4 separate regions of the Mus musculus genome follow, and regions 2, 3 and 4 are each linked to region 1. The links are chromatin loops, found by intact Hi-C in ENCODE. Cell type or tissue: gastrocnemius. All regions are shown on one strand. Each heading gives the region's core, and the rest is flanking DNA. Links, peaks and the distances in the headings are about the cores only. Region 1 has its middle 14 kb from the start of Zfp747. Region 2 has its middle 9.2 kb from the start of Mir7060. Region 3 holds the start of Prr14 (proline rich 14). Region 4 holds the start of Fbrs (fibrosin).

Evidence for each region. A loop is a pair of places that touch in the nucleus more often than their neighbours do. Peaks named below come from ENCODE experiments on the same cell type or tissue, not always from the same donor. Only the 100,000 strongest peaks of a DNase experiment are listed, where the experiment ranks them.
Region 2: a loop joins it to region 1, with 5 times the contacts of the local background. A loop is called at or near these places in 22 of 42 quality-filtered maps.
Region 3: a loop joins it to region 1, with 2.4 times the contacts of the local background. A loop is called at or near these places in 13 of 42 quality-filtered maps.
Region 4: it touches region 1 in a loop (2.6-fold over the local background); 25 of 42 quality-filtered maps call a loop at or near these places.

The regions. Positions count from the first base shown.
Region 1 is chr7:127,360,776-127,364,230 of GRCm38, reverse strand. It overlaps the pseudogene Gm51260. Among named protein-coding and RNA genes, the nearest start is that of Zfp747, 14 kb to the left of the region's middle. In gastrocnemius, for the core only: a CTCF peak has its summit at 1,687; DNase peaks (open chromatin) are centred at 1,593, 2,449 and 2,626; H3K4me3 peaks cover 751 bases; H3K27ac peaks cover 519 bases.
Region 2 is chr7:127,496,680-127,500,134 of GRCm38, reverse strand. No RefSeq gene overlaps it. Among named protein-coding and RNA genes, the nearest start is that of Mir7060, 9.2 kb to the right of the region's middle. In gastrocnemius, for the core only: a CTCF peak has its summit at 1,529 (motif pointing right); a DNase peak (open chromatin) is centred at 1,524.
Region 3 is chr7:127,469,794-127,473,248 of GRCm38, reverse strand. It overlaps Prr14 (proline rich 14), which reads right to left and starts at 1,635. Exons shown (of 11, transcript NM_145589.2): 1 at 1,272-1,635; 2 at 983-1,151. The coding sequence starts at 1,294. In gastrocnemius, for the core only: a CTCF peak has its summit at 1,456 (motif pointing left); DNase peaks (open chromatin) are centred at 1,523, 2,065, 2,213 and 2,762; H3K4me3 peaks cover 2,500 bases; H3K27ac peaks cover 2,500 bases.
Region 4 is chr7:127,477,896-127,481,350 of GRCm38, reverse strand. It overlaps Fbrs (fibrosin), which reads right to left and starts at 2,393. Exons shown (of 18, transcript NM_010183.2): 1 at 1,706-2,393; 2 at 1,236-1,415; 3 at 449-484; 4 at 333-362. The coding sequence starts at 2,152. In gastrocnemius, for the core only: no CTCF peak of the experiment used is centred there; DNase peaks (open chromatin) are centred at 1,317 and 2,485; H3K4me3 peaks cover 2,339 bases; H3K27ac peaks cover 2,106 bases.

The DNA.
Region 1 (3,455 bases), core at 642-3,141:
GCTGAGAATCTGCCCAACAATAGCGCCTAAACTTCTAATCCCTATAATAACAGTCAGTGTGGTTACTCAGAGTAAGGGCGAGCATAGAAAGACCATCACCGTTAAGTTTAGCGTCCAATGTAAGGGCACATAATGTCAAAGCTTCAGGCCTTCGAAAAGCAGAGAACCAATACTTCCCATAGCAGTTTCTAGCTGGGCAGGAGGTGGTCCGGAGATGCCTAGAGCCCCTGATGAGCAGCAAAGCCTGGAAGGAACGGGGAATCAGGGAACCAAAGCCTCAGGGCACTTCACAGGCGCAGCTCCTTCAGAGGCCCTGCTGTGCCGCGGAATGAAGCCGGTGAGCTAACTCCGCTGTCCACTGTCACAGCTCCGCAGCAGTGTCCCCCGCATTCGCCTGGCTGCGGCGGAGCCAGAACCTACCTCAACTAGTAAGGAGCGCCCACACTGTAGCCGGCAGCAGCGCAGATCCAGTTCATTCTCGGGAGACCAGGTAGAAACGGCCGCAGCGCGGGCCCAGCAACTTCCCCGAGCTGGGAGTAGGCGAGGTGCCAGATGGTGCGTGGCAAGGTGAGGCTGGACTCTCATGGGAGCACAAACAGCGGACTCGTCCAGCCCAGGGTGGCAGGAGGGGACAGGCTGTACAATGCAGGCCAGCCTAAGCACAGAAGCTGCCAAGGCTAGACTCAGGAGAGCCAGCAGCCAGCGCGATGAGCTGGCCATGCAGCAGAAAGGAGCCTGCACTGGTGCAGAAGGCAGCAGGACAGAGAAGCTTGTCGCAGCAGAAGGCATGCCAGCAAAAGCATGCAGAGAGAGAGAGAGAGAGAGTGTGTGTTAAGAAAAATGAAAAAGGCTAAATCACAGAAGGATGGAAAAAATGTAGAGAAAATTTAATGCAGTAAAAGATATTAAGTTCGAAAACGGTAAAAGAGAAATAGATGCGCATAGACAGTAATGTCTCTGAAGAAGAAAGCGAGAAGTAGAAGTGTTTTGAAAGATACATATATGCTGAAGAAAAGAAACCGAACACAATCATAGACAGAAATACTGAGTTTGAATATAAAATAAAGTCTCCGAAGAAAGGAGAAAGAAAGTAAGTAAAAATGTTCTGTAAATGTGCATAATAAAGAGAACTCTCCAAAGGAAAGAGAGAATTAAAGAGATTAAAAGAAAATGCTTTCTTTGTTTAATAAAATGGAAAATACAATGACAGAAGGCATGTGGATTCTGTATAATTTTGTTTAAATTATCAGCAAACAAATAATTATATTTTCAGTGATGATTGCAATTTTATAAATCCCTTTCCAGTGAGATCAGAATAAAGCAGAAGGGAAAGACTGAAAAATTAAATACTAGGTTGGAGGCGACAGAAAAGAGATCAGAAAATCCTTTGATTCAGAATAAAGGATCTGGGCGTGTGGTGCACGCCTTTAATCCACCTGCCTCTGCCTCCGGAGTGCTGGGATTAAAGGCGTGCGCCACCACGCCCGGCTAGCAGGCAGATTTCTGAGTTCGAGGCCAGCCTGGTCTACAAAGTGAGTTCCAGGACAGCCAGGAATATACAGAGAAACCCTGTCTCGAAAATCAACAAAACAAAACAAAACAAAACAAAAGGAAAAGAAAAGCAGAATAAAGGATCTTCAGAGGAATTCAGTCTAAGGCTTACAGCGCCACCCTGTGATAATATCGCAGAATAGCAGTCTATCGACATGCTATGTAAAGAGGCCCGACCTAATCAGACTAGATATTGTAATAATATCGTCAAGGATCAATTACTAAATGAAGGTCTATATGCTGAGCTAAAATTAAAGATTCTGTTTGTGAATCATACAATAAATTATATGTTTCATTTTGTAGAGTTCAGAGACTTAAGATATAAACATACGTAAATACATCATACAATTGATACTTACTCAAGATTTCAATGTGCTTCTGCCTTGGGCTCTGAAGAGGCTGATGATGAGATTGCACATTTAGATAGCAATATTGGAAATGCCTTACAGATTGAAGTTGATGATGCTTCAACCTATGTCGAATTATAATGTCCGTTATGTTAGACATTGTGGCCTGAAACATGATATTAACATACCTTACAATCCTACAGGACAAGCAATTGTAGAGAGATCTAACATTATCTCAGTATCTCCCCTTTTAGTCCAATAAAAGGCTCTTTCTCTAACACCAATAAACTATATACAGTAAGCATCTATGAAAAAAATCAGGTAAGAATTACATTCATAATATCTGCGGCAGAAAGCATGGCTTTTCTCTTCAGTTCCATGGCCCTGGTCTGTCTAGCGGCTGAGCTCATGTTAGTGGGGTATGGGGAAGTGGCCAAACATCCTGATGATCTTGGGAAGAGTAAACCTGACTCCTTCCAGCTCAGGGGTCAGCACAACTGGCAGCCAAGTCCAGTTCTCCTGGAGCGGTGGAACCTGTCCAACATGTCGTCCTCCCTCTCCTCACGAGGAGGCAGGAGCTCCAGGTGGGCCTCATTCACATACATACACACGGCAGGAGGAGCATGCCAGAGATGCTTCACGGGCATCCCAGGGCCATCCCGTGGTGCTGGGCCAGGTATAGAACATTGTCCTGGACTCTGCCCCTCACCCTGGGGACAAACAGAGTGCAGGTGCTGAGCCAGAGGCCAGCCTGAGGCCGCGTGACAGGGCGTGGCACGGCGGGCACTCACAAGTCCGGGGCAGCTCCAAGCCATCTGCCTCTTCCTCCTCCTCCTCCTTCCCCCCCCCCCTCCTCTTCCACCTTCTCCTCCACCTCCTCGCCTGTAGCCCCGAACGTCCTAGTTGTTACTGCCACATGCTCGGCCCTGGGTTCACAAGATCCTCGGAGTGCCCGTAACAGATAATCTACCCTTTTATCCTATCATTCATACCCCCCCTTTTTCTTTTCGTCTTCCCCCTCCTTTCCTCTTAACACTAGAAAAGAGAGAAAGAAGAATAGAGGAAAGAAAAAAAGAGAAAGAGATCCCTAGGTCTAACGTCTTTTAATTTGCTTTCTCCCTGACCAAGTCCAATAACAGCTTGTCAACAGCAGTGTTAAATGACAACAAAGATCCATCACCCATCGAACCATCAAAACCAGTCACCCATCTGCTGAGAGTCAGGGCATCTTTCTCTTAAAATTCCTTCCTGTTCTTTGGGGGCAAAGGTACCTAGAAAAATTGGGCTATTGGTCAAGTCCTGGAAGAGATAGCTGTATCGTTTGCTGTTCAGTCTCTGTGTGATGGGAAAGTGCAGGGCTTTTCTGAAGTCCTGGCTGAAGCAATCTGAGAGGCTGGAACATCCTGCTTTGAAGTTGTCCTGGATGCAACTCTTTGAAGAACCGGCAATTGAGGCAGTCTGTGAGGCTGGATCACTCGCCAGCCCCAACATACAAACTTTTAAAAGTAACATACATGTATGAATTAACAGAGGTGTGGAGGGGCTGGTGAGGTGGCT
Region 2 (3,455 bases), core at 509-3,008, 140 kb before region 1:
AAAAACTACATTATATTTATGTGTGGGCAGGCATGCGTGCCATAGGATATGGAGGCCAGAGGACAGCTTTTGGGAATTGATTCTCCGCCCACTATATGGGTCACTGTACTGAATTTAAGCCTCTGTGGCAAAAGCTTTTATCCATGGAGCCCTCTCATTCGCCTTTCCTTTTCTGAGACAGGGTTTCATGTGTAGCTCTGGATGTCCTAGAACTCACTCTGTAGACCAGTTTAGCCTCGAACTCACAGAGATCCAGCTGCCTCTGCTCCCTAGTTTTAGAATGAAAGATGTGCACCACCATGCCTGGCTGTGGGATCCATTTCCCCCCCGCACTCAGGAGGCACACAGAGCTCTGTGAGTTTGAGGCCAGCTGCTCTACGTAGAGTTCTACAATAGTCACAACTATATAGTGAGACCTGTCACACACACACACAAAAAAAAAACCAGCAAGAAGCTAGATGAAATTATTAAAACTACACATCTTGGTGGTGCTAGAGAGATGGCTCAGCCAGTGGTTAAGAGGACTCAAGCATACCACCTGTATTCACAGAGTACCTCACAACCCTCTACATAACTCTAGCCACAAGGGATACAACACCCTCTTCTGGACTCTGCAGTAGCAGGCACACATACAGTATGCAGACATATATGCAGGCAAAACACCCAATCACATAAAATAAGTGAAAAAATTTTATGTTAAAAAAATCCAACAAAAAGCCAGGTGTGATGGCACACACCTTTAATCCCAGCACTCGGGAAGCAGAGGCAGGCGGATTTCTGAGTTCGAGGCCAGCCTGGTCTACAAAGTGAGTTCCAGCACAGCCAGGGCTACACAGAGAAACCCTGTCTCGAAAAACCAAAAGAAAAAAGAAAAAAAAAATCCAACAAAACCTCCATCTCAGTCAAAGCACAAGTAGCTCATGTCTGTAATTACACCACATGGGAAGCAGATGACATGAGGAGCTCAAAGCCAGACCCAACGGTTACAATTAAGACAATTAACAGGTGGGTGTGGTGGTTATCCCAGAAGTCAAGAGGCAGAAGTAGGAGGGCTAGGAATTCAAGATCATACTTGACTACACAGCAAATTCAAGGCTAGTCTGGGCTACATGAGACTCTGTTTCAAAAAAAAGGGTGACACTGGGTAGGTGTGTCAGTGAGTAGAGTACCTGCTGCACAAACATTAAGACCTGAATTTGGATTCCTACCACACATAGCTGCATCCCAGCACTGTGCTGGCCGGCCAGCCACCTGAAGTGCAAATTCCCTCTCTTAAAAAAATAAAGCAGATCCCAGCACTTGGGAGGCAGAGGCAGGCGGATTTCTGAGTTCAAGGCCAGCCTGGTCTACAAAGTGAGTTCCAGGACAGCCAGGGCTACACAGACAAACCCTGTCTCGAAAAAACATCATCATCATCATCATCATCATCATCATAATAATAAAACAGAAAAGGGCTGGAGAGATGGCTCAGCGGTTAGCACTAACTGCTCTTCAGAGGTCCCTGAGTTCAATTCCCAGCAACCACTAGGTGGCTCACAACCATCTGTAATGGGACCCAATACTGCCTTCTGGCATGTCTAAAGAGAGCAAAAGTGTACTCATATAGATAAAATAGATCTTTTGTTTTTCTTTTAAGTAGAAGCCAGGCAGTGATAGTATGATGTGCATGAGTCTTGATAACATAATACTAAGTGAATGAAGCCAGTTATAAGATTAGGTGCGTTATGTACGAATTGTCTCTGAAGTTGTCATTTGATTTTTAAACTAAAAGTTATTTGGAGACTGGTTTCACTATGTAGTCCTGGCTAGCCTGCAACTTGCTATGTTGACCAGGATGGCCTTACAGATGATTATGAATTGCCATGTATGTGAGGGCTGGGAAGCGAACCTGTGTCCTTTGCAAAAGCAACAAATGCTCTTAACTGTAGAACCATCTCTTCAGCCCCTTAGTCATCCCCTCTCCTACAAGGTCTCATATATCCTTTGCTGGCTTGGAACTCCGTATGTATGTAGCTCAGGAAGACCTTCAACTTCTGACCCCTCTTAGTGCTAGAGTTAGAAGCAGTCACTGTCACATATCTTCTCAATGTAAAATTTAGAGAAAATAACCTGTGTATTTATTTGCCTGCATGCATATGTGTGCATCATGTGCATGCCTGGTGCCAGAAGAGAGGACATCAGATTCCCTGGAACTAGTATAAAGACTGTTGTGAGCCTCCATGTGGGTGCTGGGAGCACAATCTGGGTCCTCTGCAATAGTGTTAAGTACTCTTAACCACTAAGACAGTCCAGCCATTAAAACATTATTTTGTGTATGTGCACAAAGTTCAGATATGGAGACATTACCTCTCCAGGAGCTGGAGATCCAGGTGGTTGTGAATTCTTTGACATGAGGGTTAGGAGCCAAACCAAATGGTCCTCCTGTAACTGCAGTATGTGCCCTTAACTTCTGAGCTATCTCCATTCTTATATATTTACTTTTATGTAGTGCTGGGGAGGGAACTCAACTTGACCCATGGAGTCAAACACTGCGCTGACTGAGCTTGCTCTAGTTGTCTATCATTGTGATACTCTGAACCAGGACTGTACCAACACACCTGGTGGGGGGCACACAGTTGCACTTTTAGTTACAAGCAAGAGTCCAAACAATCTGTATTTGTGCCGAGGTTCAGGTCATTCACTTAGACCCCACCCACAGTTTTACTGTCTGGGTTGGAAGTAACCTCATTCCTTTTTTTTTTTTTTTTTTTTTTTTTTGGCTTTTTCGAGACAGGGTTTCTCTGTATAGCCCTGGCTGTCCTGGAACTCACTCTGTAGACCAGGCTGGCCTCGAACTCAGTGCTGGGACTAAAGGCGTGCGCCACCACTGCCCGGCTTGGGTTTTTTTTTTTTTTTTTTTTTTTAATACTTGAACTAGGTACAGTGGCAGATGTTTATAATCCCGGATTAGAGGGGTGAGGCAGGAGAGTCTGGAATTTAATAATATCTCATGGGCTATATATAGCATCTAAAAGCAAGGAAGGAATGTATCTAGCTCAGTTGGGTGAGTACCTTTCTATAGAGTACAAATCCCTAGTATATACCATAGCCCTGTAAAACAAGGCATGGTAGTGCTACAGATTCAATGCCAACCTGGCCTACATGGCCAGTTCCAGGCCAGCTAGAGCTACATAGTGGGAGGGCCTATTATACAGGAAATTAAAAAAAAAAAAAAAAAGCTGTTCAAGGCCATCCTTGGCTATATATTGAGTTCAAGGCCATCTAGACCTATATGTAATTCTGTCTTAAAAACAAACAAAACTATTTTTTACAAATAAGAACATAGCACAGGTATAGTACAATGCTCGGGGGTTAGAGGGATGATGGCTCAATGGTTAAGAGCACTGGCTGATCTTCCAGAGGACACAGATTCCTAACACCCACATGACAGTTCAAAAACATCTGTAATTGCAGTC
Region 3 (3,455 bases), core at 428-2,927, 110 kb before region 1:
GAAATAGAAAAATGGTAAAAGACAGTACCATTTTTCTCATGTCTGCCTTGTGGCCAAAGACACTACCAGCATGCTTCCGAACAAGAGAACAGAGAAGTGACAATTTTGGATTTTTGGGTTTTTTTTTTCTTTCTTTCTTTTTTTGGGTTTTTTTTTTGGGGGGGGGTTGTTTGTTTGTTTTCTGAGACAGGGATTCTCTGTGTAGCTCTGGCTGTCCTGGAACTCACTCTGTAGACCAGGCTGGCCTCGAACTCAGAGATCTGCCTGCCTCTGCCTCCCAAGTGCTGGGATTAAAGGCTTGCACCACCACTGCCCGGCTTTGGTTTCTTTTTTAAAAAGCACGAAAATATCATGTTTTTGTTTTACTCCCAGGTGTGGGATATGGGACTGCTTTAGATTGTCCATAGCAACTTACTAAGATTTGCCTCCAGCAGGGGCATAATTTTGCCAGCTACAGACAGGTTCTGCAATTGTATGACTTTTGGAATTCTGGGGACTTTTCATGTTAAGGCCCCCAAGGAATGGGTTGGTTATTGATTGGATGTTTGTTATTATTCACAAGAAGAAAGTAGATATCCTGATGGCGAAGATCAAACCTGCCCCAAGGAACTCGACACCCCTAATCAGCAGAAAGTAGCCTACCATCGCCCCATTCCCTCCCTTGCCTTTATTCGGAGATCTCTTTCCTCTCTATTCTTTTTCTTTCTTAACTAGTGTTAGGGGGTTGGGAGGATGGAAGAACCCACCAAGTAGCAAAGGATAGCGATAACAGGGCAGTCAGAAGAGTTTTTCATACTTAGTAGGATGTGGTTGGGTGAGTGGGTGACTGGACAGGCACATGAATTACCCAAAACCATATGGTCTTGCATTATGGAGGCTGCTTTGAAGGCTGGCTTAGTGGAACTGGTCTGACTTTAGTACTAAGCCAGGGCGGGGATGGAGGATAGGGAAGAGGGAGTGGTCTTTCACTTAAAGGGCTCACCCTGTTTGTAGTCATGACATCTTCCAACACCACGGCAAGGACCCTCCGAGAGGCCTTTTCTAGGGATGAAGGGGTCCCCAAAGGCTGCAGCCTCGGTCTTTTCGGGCTCCTGGCTTCCCATGATGCTCGAGATAGAGGCTGACGGCACAGGCTTGGCTGTGTAAAAGGGCTGGAGGGTGAAAGTAGAAGACAGTTGCCTGAACCTGTTGTTGCCTCTGTTGTAGTCGGGTGCAGCCGTCAGCATCCCCGTCTCCCGAGCTCAAGTCAGGCGGGCGGGGTACGCTCTCACCTGGAGTTCCCAGGCAAGTCCATGGGGGAAGCGGCGGTTCCGGGGAGTCCCTGGGGTATCCCAGGCTGAGGCCTGGGGTAAATTGGGGAGCGGGGGAGTGGGGAATGAGGGCCAGTTCCTCCCCCGGGACTCCGCCCTTCATAGTCCGCCTGCGGCTCCCGGTAGGGCACAGGCCCTTCCTCCAAAGGGCGCCCCCGGCCGGCCTCTCGGAGCCGGGTCTTCCCGCTGCAGCCGCCTTGATCACTCGGGCCCTGCCTGGCACCTGCCGCGAGACTGGATTGCGGAGGTTACAGCTCTCCCACCGCTCGAGCCTCCTGGGACCTTTGTCCCTGTTAGATGCCTCCCTGAGGTTCTCTGGGATCCGGTGGGATCCCGGTCCCGAGAGGCTTCCGTTTCCGCTAGATTCCTCTGTGGTCCTCGCCCCACCAAGCAAGAGCTCCAAAAGAATTACTCCACTTAGTAACAGCCCTCCCTCCTACCAGATCGCCTAAATTGGATCTCTGTGGAAAGAATCCTACTGCGCGGTTCTTCCAATCAGAAGCCGCGCAACTTGCCTCCTCCCACTGAGAGCTTCAGCTTAACGAAGTTCCCCTTGGGGGAGGCCTAAACTCATCACTGAACTCAGTCCGGATTCTGGGTTATAAACTGTCAAACCAACCGGTAGACCATTCACTCCAATCCCAGAAGGTCCAGCCCACCGGTAACATCCCACCCCAAGCCCCCGCCCTACTTGGATCCCCGCCCCGCGTTCTCGGGCGCCCCGGACCAGTTGGCTCAAACGTTTTCTTCTCCCCCCGCCTCCCGGCCCTCTCTCCAGCCCGGTCCCCCCCACTCCCACCCCTCCCCTACGCCTCTCACCGCAGCTTTCCAAGGATCCGGGTTTCAAACAGCTCCCACCTCCGGCTTCTTTAAAGCCTGCCTTATGCAGCGCTGTCCAACCGTCAGAGGCCTTCTTCTGTGTGTCTTAAGCACCGCCCAATTGCCGGTTCCGGTCTTCCGGGGTTAGGAGAAACTGCGTGAAATCTCCTGCCCGCCATAATACGTAGGGGCAAAGAAGCTCAATTGTGCCTGCACCGCCATTTTAATTGAGGGCAGTCTGATTTTAGCACTAGTCGACCGAAAAGCGTCATTTTTCAAAGGCTGGTCAGCGACCAACTACTATATCACGTTTCTTGTTATATTTGGACAAGTGTAGGAAAGCTAAAGTTTCTCCACCTAACGTAATTTTTCTTGTTCTTAACGCCGGTGAATATCGATTAAATGTTAAGGATTTGGGAATTTCCCATTTTCTTAGGTTTAAGTTCCTTAGGATTGAAGTTCCGGAAGTCGGGACGGCGGGACGGAAAACCTGAAGATCCCAAGTTAAAGAGTAGGCCTGATGTGGCCTCTAGCTTCCAATTCAGTTTCTGGAGAGACCAGGAACAGCCTAAGTGGGGAGAAGGCTGGGTGCGGTGAGCTTCATTCACTAGCATTTCTCTCTCTCCTCCCCCCCCCCCCTCCTTTCTTCCTAGGTAGTGTCTGCAGGCCACTCAGAAGGCGACTAATATAACCAACCTGGGGTTGCTTGGTGGAGCCGGTTCATTGTCCTTCCTGTTCTGGGCTGGCAGAAGTAACTCTTGGAAGAGGAGCCTGTCCTCTGCAGGGTGTCAGGTAGTCTTTTGGAATAAGAGATAAGCAGTCGATCCTAATGCTGGAGAGCCTGCTCCAAAGGACCTTTTGTTAGGAGCTGGACTACTGGTGGGGAAGAAGTGGTCATTTACTGGCATCTTGCACTATGAATGCGCCTTTACCACCTAACCAAAGCTCCTAACTCCCCAAGAATTAGCTGTTCTGTGTCTCAGTGTGTGTGTTGGTATGTGGAGGTCAGAAACCATTGTTAGGTGTCTTCCTCAATTGATCTTTTTGTTTTTGTTTGGTTTTGGAGACAGGGTTTCTCTGTGTAGCCCTGGCTGTCCTGGAACTAACTCTGTAGACCAGGCTGGCCTCAAACTCAGAAATCCACCTGCCTCTGCCTCCCAAGTGCTGGGACCAAAGGCATGCACCACCACTGCCTAGCTTGATTGATCTTTTTAAAGAAAAAAAAAATTACTTTTAAAAAAAGTATGTTTTTCAGATCTTTGTGAGCGTGAGGCCAGCCTGGTCTACAGACTTAGTTCCAGAATAACCAAGGCTGTTAAACTGATA
Region 4 (3,455 bases), core at 1-2,500, 120 kb before region 1:
ATAAAAACAAAACCAAAAAAAAAAAAAAAAAAGCCCAGGGTCATCAAGATAGCTCAACAGGTAAAAGCACTTGTGACGCCTGATGGCCTGAGTTCCACCCCATGTTAGAAGGAGAACTGACCCTTCAAAAACACATGGACACTGTGGCCTCACCTCTCAACCCAATACCTTTTTCTTCTCTCCCTTCCTCCTCAAAACTTAATTCTGGTTCAATATGCCCCATGTTCCCATTTAGGAAGGATGTCTATTGTTTGTGGGAGTTGTTCAAACTGCAGGCTGCTTGCTTAAACCCCCACAATAGTGCCCACCCAACAGCTCCTGGCCCCACTCACCCTCTCATCCAGATCACTTTCTGCGTCACACTGAGAAGATAAAGAGAAAGACATCAGGGGATAGGAGAGGGACCCAACAGGGAAGGGATGGGCCATTACAGGTAGGTGACACTTACTATATATCCAGCTTCCAGAGAGTGACGGGAGAAGGCCTGAGAAAGACCAGAGTCCAGAAGTAAGGGAGGCTGACTGACCAAGCAACTGTACAAAGCCACTACTCCCAGCAAGACCTTCAAGAGGACTTAAAAGCTACTCTCCATCATGCTCTTGTTTCTCTGTTTACTTCCACCTCCGCTACCAACCAGCTTACTATTTTCCTAATACTCTAGGTTCTCAAATCTTAAAACTGTATTCAAAACAACTTTTCCTCACTTCTTTCCTCAGCAAACTTCTGACTACACTGGGGCCCAAGACGTTCTAGGGGGCTTTCCCTAACCGCAACCCTCTGCCCATCCCCCAGACAGAATGAGTGGCTTCCTCATGTGGGTTTCTGTAGCACTTTGCCTAGATCTCTCCCAGATCACTGCCTTACACAGCTGCTCAAGCTAGTCTAGGTGCTTGCTTTTTGGCTGTTTCTTTCCCCTTAGGCTGCCACCAGCTAGAGGAAAGGACAGGACATCTCTTATTTATAATTCAGCTGTCTTTGATGTATCTCTTGAATTATCAGCTTGTTAGTAGTATACATAGCACAAGCAAAAGCAAGTGAGTTTGACTCTAGTTAGGTCCTTCAGACCTGGATTGGAGATGGGGCTGCTGTCCAATTTGTTCTGCCTTCCCCTGTGCTCCTAGACACTAGGATTACTGCTGGGATCGGCAGTTGTGATGCTCGTGGGAAGTCAGTCTACAGGAATGATATATTCCGACTGAACAAATTGGAAGGACTGGAATCTGGGACATGCTCACCTCTTTCCTTCTTCGCTTATTGGGCCATTTACGGGGCCTATCCCCAGAGGGTCGGCCAGGCTCACGGTCTGAGCTGTCCCCTGGTTCCCCAGTGGCCCCACTGGAGCCCCCCCTCTTCCGTTTCCCAGAATGCTTCAGCCGATGTTCCAGTCGTTCTGGGGGCTGAAGAGATGCATCCTTCTGTAGAAGAGGTGGTGGAAATGTGGTTGGAGAAAGAAAAGCTCCTTAACTCTCTAAGGGTGACCAAGTTACTCAAGTGCCTCTCAAGCAGGGGAACCTAGGTAGTCCCCAGACACTAGCTCTACCTCCTCCCACCCCAGGGTGGGGCAGAAACCCGGCAAGAGGAGCCGGTTGCTCTGGTTTGGGGTGTCACCACTGCCCCCTCAACCCCATCCTCTGTAAGGGCTATACCCTTCTCTCTGCCCTTCTGACCCACCTCCCAAAGACCCCCAAATCCCATTAGGGCACACCTGCAAGGCCTCAAGGCTGGCAAAGCTAGCGATGGCAAAACCATCGATCAGGTCTTCCTCCTCTTCCTCCTCCTCAGGCTCCTCCTCGGCTTCTCCGTCGTCTGCGCCCCCCTCTTCCTCCTCGTCCTCTTCCTCTCCGCGGCTGCCCGAACCGGCAGGCCGCTTCCGAGCTCGCGGTCTCGGGGGTCGAGGCCTGGGTCGGGGCCGCCGCCGTCGTAGGCCCCCAGGCCGCTCTCCAGATGAAGCTGACGACCAGGGACGGGCGGGCGGCGGCGGTGACGAGGAGGATGAAGAGCCTCGCGGGGCGGCCAACAAGGCCCGGGGCGCGTCACCGCCTGGACCTCGGCGGCGCCGCTGCTCCCGATCACGGTCTCGCCGCGAGCAGCGTCTCCGTCGCCGCTCCCCTTCAGCTGCCCAGCCCGGGCCTGGGGCCGCGGCCGTCTCCATGGTGACGGCCCTCAGCGCCGCATCCGGAGGCGGCGGGGCCCGAAGCGGCCTGTCCACAGGCCCCGGGTCGCGAGCGCGGCGCTGGCGCTTGCACAGGGACGGGAGAGCTCCGGCTTCCTCTTTAAAACAGGATCCGCTGGCCTCTGGCTTGCCCCAAGGCCAAGGCCCAGAGAGCCGGCGCCGCCCCCGGGGCGACAAGCCTGAAGGCCCCCCCTGTAGGGCTGGCGGGGCCGCGACGACTAAAACTGGGCGGCCGTCCCTTTAAGGCGAGGCCTCAAATTGTCCAGCCCCCGGCCCCTTTAAGACGACTCCACCGTGTCCGGCTGGTCTAGTGCGGTGGCGGCCCCGTGCCAGGGGTCGAGGCAAGTCTCCCAGAGGAAGAGGAAGGACCACCCCTTTAAAAGGGGCGGAAAGCACGACTTCCCCTTTAAAAGTGTCTCAAGTCCTCCGGCTGAAAGAGGCCACCCCTTTAAAGAGTCCAGAGGCCTTCAAACAGCGAGTCGTCCCTTTTTAGAGAGCGTAGCTAAGTTTCTAGCCCTTCACAGGCTGTCACTTCCCCTTTAAGATGAATTTAATGAACTTCTTGCGTGGGGCAGGAGGTAGGAAAACTCCACTTGCCCCAATTCTTCCAGCAGGAGTTGTTTGTCAGCTTCTGCTGTCCCCTTTAAGACTGGCGTTGGAGTCGGCCGAGTTCGGTACCCACCCCTTTAAGGAGATTTAACGAGGTCTCCGCCTCCCGTAGCCTTGAAAGGTGCAAGGGGGCGGAGCCTGCCGTCCAAAGTCCCGGATGTGAGGCAACGGTGACGGATAGAGCTTCTCTCTCTGTCCTCCGACATAAAAGACTCTTCCTCCTTTCCTCCGTTCCTAACCGGCTTGTAGCTAGAAGGATCCGGAAAGGCCACTGGACAGTGAGGAACTCCGCCGTATCCTCCTGTTGTCTTCTTCGGCGTCTACGGCTCTTCTCCACCAGAACTTCCCTGCCCCTCCTCCCTCTTCCTCCTCAGCCAACGCCTCCTTCCTCTCTCCGCCTCCTTCCCCCTCCCTCCGAGGCTCAGTCGTTTATAGGTTGGCAAGTAAACGTCAATGCAAAGGGCGGAGTCAAAGTCGCCGGAGTGCCGGACGTAACAGCCTTCAAATGTGGGATTGGGTTGTCAGGTTAGCCCCGCCCTCCCCAGGTCTTGTGACTGGACTGGTCCGAAGTAGGTGTTTGGAGCAGTTCCTTAGGCCACCCGCCTCTTCCTGCTCTCTGTTTATTGGCCATCTACTGAGAGACAGTGCGAGGCACTGGGAGGTGGTGCCTGGA